Linked DNA regions of Homo sapiens: region 1 is linked to region 2. Evidence: chromatin contacts called from ENCODE Hi-C or POLR2A ChIA-PET data. All regions are on one chromosome and are shown on one strand. The core of a region is the stretch at or near the end of the contact, and the rest is flanking DNA. Distances in the headings are between cores, read along the strand shown. Region 1 overlaps ARHGAP18 (Rho GTPase activating protein 18). Region 2 holds the start of PTPRK (protein tyrosine phosphatase receptor type K).

The links. Hi-C counts contacts between places; a loop is a spot of excess contacts on that map. ChIA-PET counts read pairs that join two places held with the same protein, here RNA polymerase II (POLR2A). Pooled maps may share reads with other maps.
Region 1: a loop to region 2 is called in a map of PC-9, with 8 times the contacts of the local background. The contact joins the enhancer-like site here to the promoter of PTPRK in region 2. A Hi-C loop is called at or near these places in 2 of 168 maps with a recorded cell type or tissue (IMR-90 and PC-9) and 7 of 50 pooled maps. POLR2A ChIA-PET finds 5 or more read pairs at or near these places in 1 of 52 experiments (CD4-positive, alpha-beta T cell).

The regions. Positions count from the first base shown.
Region 1 is chr6:129,574,048-129,576,747 of GRCh38, forward strand. It overlaps ARHGAP18 (Rho GTPase activating protein 18), which reads right to left. Exons shown (of 15, transcript NM_033515.3): 15 at 2,085-2,700. Among named protein-coding and RNA genes, the nearest start is that of ARHGAP18, 130 kb to the right of the region's middle. Within about 2 kb of position 1,389, at least 4 of the 41 ENCODE cell types and tissues checked have a DNase peak (open chromatin) inside an H3K27ac peak, as active enhancers do; they include PC-9, where a contact is called at or near this core.
Region 2 is chr6:128,519,220-128,521,919 of GRCh38, forward strand. PTPRK (protein tyrosine phosphatase receptor type K) reads right to left here and starts at 1,380. Exons shown (of 30, transcript NM_002844.4): 1 at 1,040-1,380. The coding sequence starts at 1,139. RefSeq lists enhancers at 554-1,147, 1,148-1,742.

The DNA of each region.
Region 1 (2,700 bases), core at 139-2,638, 1.1 Mb after region 2:
TGGGTGAAGACTTCATGACTAAAACACCAAAAGCAATGGCAATAAAAGCCAAAATGGACAAATGGGATCTAATTAAACTAAAGAGCTTCTGCACAGCAAAAGAAACTACCATCAGAGTAAACAGACAACCTACAGAATGGGAGAAAATTTTTGCAGTCTATCCATCTGACAAAGGGCTAACATCCAGAATCTTCAAGGAACTTAAACAAATTTACAAGAAAAAATCAACCCCATCAAAAAGTGGGTGAAGGATATGAACAGACACTTCTCAAAAGAAGACATTTATGCAGCCAACAAACATGAAAAAAAGCTCATCATCACTGGTCATTAGAGAATTGCAAATCAAAACCACAATGAGATACCATCTCATGCCAGTTAGAATGGTGATCGTTAAGAAGTCAGGGAACAACAGATGCTAGAGAGGATGTGGAGAAATAGGAACACTTTACACTGTTGGTGGGAGTGTAAATTAGTTCAACCATTGTGGAAGACGGTGTGGTGATTCCTCAAGGATCTGGAAGCAGAAATACCATTTGACCCAGCAATCCCGTTACTGGCTATATGCCCAAAGGATTATAAACCATTCTACTATAAAGACACATGCACACGTGTGTTTACTGCAGCACTGTTCACAATAGCAAAGACTTGGAACCAACACAAATGCCCATCAATGATAGACTGGATAAAGAAAATGTGGCACATATACACCATGGAATACTATGCAGCCATAAAAAAGGATGAGTTCATGTCCTTTGCAGGGACATGGATAAAGCTGAAAACCATCATTCTCAGCAAACTAACACAGGAACAGAAAACCAAACACCGCATGTTCTCACTCGTAAGTGGGAATTGAATAACGAGAACACATGGAGACAGGGAGTGGAACATCACACACCAGCGCCTGTCAGAGGTTGGGGGGCTAGGGAAGGGATAGCATTAGGAGAAATACCTAATGTATATGACAGGTTGATGGGTGCAGCAAAACACCATGGCACATATATACCTGTGTAACAAACCTGCACGTTCTGCACATGTATCCCAGAACTTAAACTATATTAAAAAAAAAAAAAGTTAATTATGCCTTCTTATCTTAGACATCCCTTCACTTACTTTCCCGGTTCACTGCCTTCCTTCTTGTCATAATCGTTCTGCTTGAAATGGACGTTGTGAAAAGCCTAATTTCAGCTTAGAAAAATGTCCTCTTCTACCGCCCTTCCCATTCAATGGATTAAGGATAAAAGCAGACAAACAGATTGAACATAGAAACTCTGAAATTATTTACAATTTCAGAATCGGTAATCAAAGCAAGAGCTCCACAGTGTTCTTACCTAGCTGCCTTGCAGATGCCTGGCACTGAGTCTTAGCAACTTCCCTATGAACTCGGGTTCATTTTAAAAACTTCCCGTAGTTTCGATTCAAAGGAATGCCTGACCAATACTGCCACCTACTGATGAGTAGGTGAGAAATCAGGACAATCAGATGGAGAGTCCAAACCAGTTTAATGAAAACGAAGACAGACAATAATGAAAAATTCCTTGAAGTCGGTAAAATAATCTGCCTTTCCCAGAGAGTACTAGTAAGGAATTTACATCGAATCCTACAGCAGCATTAAGCAAAGATTGTGTAAGTGCAAAGAATTACAATGACCTCTGATACAGTCTGGCTCTGTGTCTCCACCCGAATCTTATCTTGAATTGTAATCTGAATTGTAATCCCCATATGTTGGGGGAAGGATCTTGTGGGAAGTGACTGAATCATGGGGGCAGTTCCCCGTGCTGTTCTTGTGATTGTGAGTTCTCACAAGATCTAATGGTTTTGTGAGGGGCTTTTCCCCGCTTCACCCTGTGCTTCTCATCCTTCTCCTTCCTGGCACCATGTGAAGGACATGTTTGCTTACCCTTCTGCCATGACTGTAAGTTTCCTGAGGCCTCCCCAGCCATGTAAGTCAATTAAACCTCTTTATAACTCACCCAGTCTCAGGTATTTCTTCCTAGCAGTGTGAGAACAGATTAATGAAGCCTCTTTCAGAAAAGAGCATCACCAACGTTACCAGGACAACCAGTCCTCCTTTAAGAATTCAAATGTTTTAAACTCAAGGCAAATATATTTATTTTTATTTTGTCTCATACACACACAGAAAAACAAATAAAAATCTAGCCTGAGATTTAAAACTCACTAAGGAAAAAAAATCACAGCAAAAGCAGTAGGTTAACATCAGGATATTTATATTCAAGGCTCTATGGTATCAAGTTTTTTTTCTCTTTAGAGCCAGGCATGGTGGCATGCACCTGTGGTCCTAGCTACTCACGAGGCTGAGGCAGGAGGTTTGCTTGAGCCCCAGTGCTTGAGGCTGCAGTTAGCCGCGAATGCACTGCTGTACTCCAATCTGGAAAACAGAGCAAGACCCTGTCTCTAAAAAATTTGAGATTTTTTAAAGTCCATATTTTTTTGTTATTTAAACGTGATATTATTCAACATTGATGAACTTGGGTCGTGAGTTCTAAAAGGGATTCAAAATAAAATGGCATTTTCACTTTTTTAAAATTAAGATACTTTTTCATGATCAAAAATATGTTGTGTCTCCCTCCTGACCCTCCTTTTCAGGTAGGTAGCAAACGTTGCGAAATTTAGTTGGCATATGCTTCAGACAACCTTTTACTTAAATCATTATCCTCACTGCTATCTTTTTTTTTGAAGTTG
Region 2 (2,700 bases), core at 130-2,629:
CCTGGTGAAACTTCAGAGCCCCCAGAGGAGAGAACGAAAGAAGCAACCAACCTACACGAAGGATAACAAAACTGGAGGGGAACAGAGGGCGGGACCGGGAGAGCCAGGGTTCACGGACTTCTCTGAGCGGCTTGACCGAGAACCCCCAGGGCTACAGCGAGACGCTCCACTTGTCTCCTTTTGGGTTCTCCGGCAGAAGGCAGACATTTACAGTCCGCTTCCAGCCCCAGGCCGGATCCGGGGAGCGCGGGGCCAGAGCCCCAGGCCGGATCCGGGGAGCGCGGGGCCAGCCTGGCGGTGGTTTTGCCCGAGGAGCGGGCTCCCACGCGCGAGTCAGGCTTCCTCCACCAGGCGCCCAGACCTCGATGCCCATGAACGCTCAGAGTGGGTCCTTAGAACCGCATTTCAACACATCTTACAGGGCTCCGCCAACACACACACAGAACATGCTCCAAGCAGTGCCCGAGCGCACAGGGCAAGCCCGGGAGCAACCCAGAGCTGGGGGAGGAGAAAAGGGGACTCCGGGAGGGACGGGGAAGTAGTTAGACAATAGTCAGGGGAGGTTATTCCCGGGACAAAAAGCACCTGGCAAAGCGCGCCGAGGTCAGTCCCTTCGAATCTCCACATTTCTGACAATGGCTTCCCAGGGAATTTGTTTAAACACCCAAGTGGCAGACAGCAACAAACCCGCACCACAAGCAACAGAGTGCCGTCACGGGAGTCGTAACTACTTTTTCTTTCTCTCTTCCCCACTAGCCCGGCGCAGGCCACGCGAGACGCCGAAGCCAGCAGGTCCCCACACTCTCCGGCTAGACCGTGCCAGCCTGAGCCCCGAGCAAGCTTCGGAGAGGAACAATGGGTGCCCCGCGTCCCACCTGGCACGAACTCTGGGGACAGCCCTCCCTCTACCCTGTGTTCCCCACCCCCGGACAGAGAGAGCTCCCCACGATCCTTGTCCCCAGCCCTAGCGGGGACCTGGCTCACCCCTCGTGAGCCCAGGACTCCAGGCGTTCGTCGGGGACGCCCCCCGGCCACTCACCTGCGGAGAACTGGCCTTGGGCCGATCCCAGGAGAGGCCAAGGAGAGAGGAGCAAGAGCGCCACAAAAGCAGGCAGCGCCGCCGCCGCAGTCGTATCCATGCCGAGTTTGGGAGAAGTTTCAAGCAGCTTTGCAAAGAGCTGCCGGGGGGATCGCCGCGAAATCCACGACGGAGGAGCGGGCCGGGCCTCGCGGGGTGAGGACGGTGAGAGGACAGCCGCCCGCCCGCCCTTTTTCCTTCTTCGCGGTCGCCAAACTACCTCAGGGGCGAAAGCGTCGCCAGCGTCGCCGGCCGGCCGCGGCGGCAGCTCTCCATGCTCGGCGGAGGCTGCTCCTGTTAGTCAAGAGTTACTTTGCTCGGGGAGGGACGGGGGCGGAGCCGGGGGTGACGTCGCCCCGCGGGCTCCGGGCGCTTCTGAGGAATGCGGGCTCGGGCGCGGCGCCGCCACCGCCTCCTGCCGGAGAGACGCGCGCCAGCCCCGGCCGCGCGCCCCGCGCCGCCTTTGTTCGCAGCCTGGGCCCCGCCGCCAGCCGCTGCTCGGAGGGAGCGAGCGAGAAAGGGGAGCCGGCGCAGCTCGCTGCCCTGTTCCAGAACTCAGAATTTGAGAGGCGAGAGTTCGGTAAGCCGTGCGACCAGACGACCGAGGACGCGCGCAGAGAAACCCCCGCCGTCCGAGGAGAGGCGTCCTGGGGTTCCGTCCCAAGGTGGAGGTCCCCCCGAGCGGTTGCTGATTGAAAGGGGAGTGTGGAAGCGCCCTGAGGAAACACCCGCCTGCCTTGAAAACTCCCCGTTCCTTATTCTTGTAATAAGGAATAAGACACCCCACCCCCATCGAAAACTTGTCCCTTATTCATAGAATAAATAAAACTTGAACCAGAATAAACGATCAGTAACTTTCCAGCGTGAACAGCTGGCGTGTCTCCTTTCTGGTTTATTTGTCATTGGCCAAGTATTTGGATTTACTCTGCTTCACTGACTTTGCTTGTTGCTCTGAAACCCTCCGGCCCCTTTCCAGTTCTCACCTAAGAACTGCATCAGGGCTTATTATCCCTTCCTTGCACCTAGGTCTGGTGTGTGTGTGGTTTTGTTTTTTTTAATATCTAGTAGGTAGTTAAGACATAAGTATTTAACAAAAGGACTTTTACACTGACCATGAAAACAGCTTCTTCGGAATGATTCATCTGGCAGAAAATAATGCTATATTATGACAGTAAAATATTTCACAGTTAACTACTTCAGCAGCTTGAAGTGGTTTCGCCATATGCCACCCTGCCTTACTTCTGTGGTAAGACTGTATGGTGCATACTTTATTCATTTTTGTAAAATGTCACAAAAAATAGGTATGGTCACAATTGAATAACATAATAACTTTGATTCAGAATTTTTATGTGTTATGTACAATTGCTAAAACAATAGTCTGTTGATTGACATCTCTCAGTTTCTCAGACATCTTAGCCTTTGTAAATCAAGACAATGTGAAATTCATTTTAATATAACATTCACATAATTTACCAAGCCACATATTCTTTTAATCAAATATATGCTATTAATGACCAGACTTATGACAGAGCCTGTGGAAACAAAAATGTAATAAATATACACACAAATATATACATATATAAATACATATTATACACACATACATATCAGGCAGAAAAGAC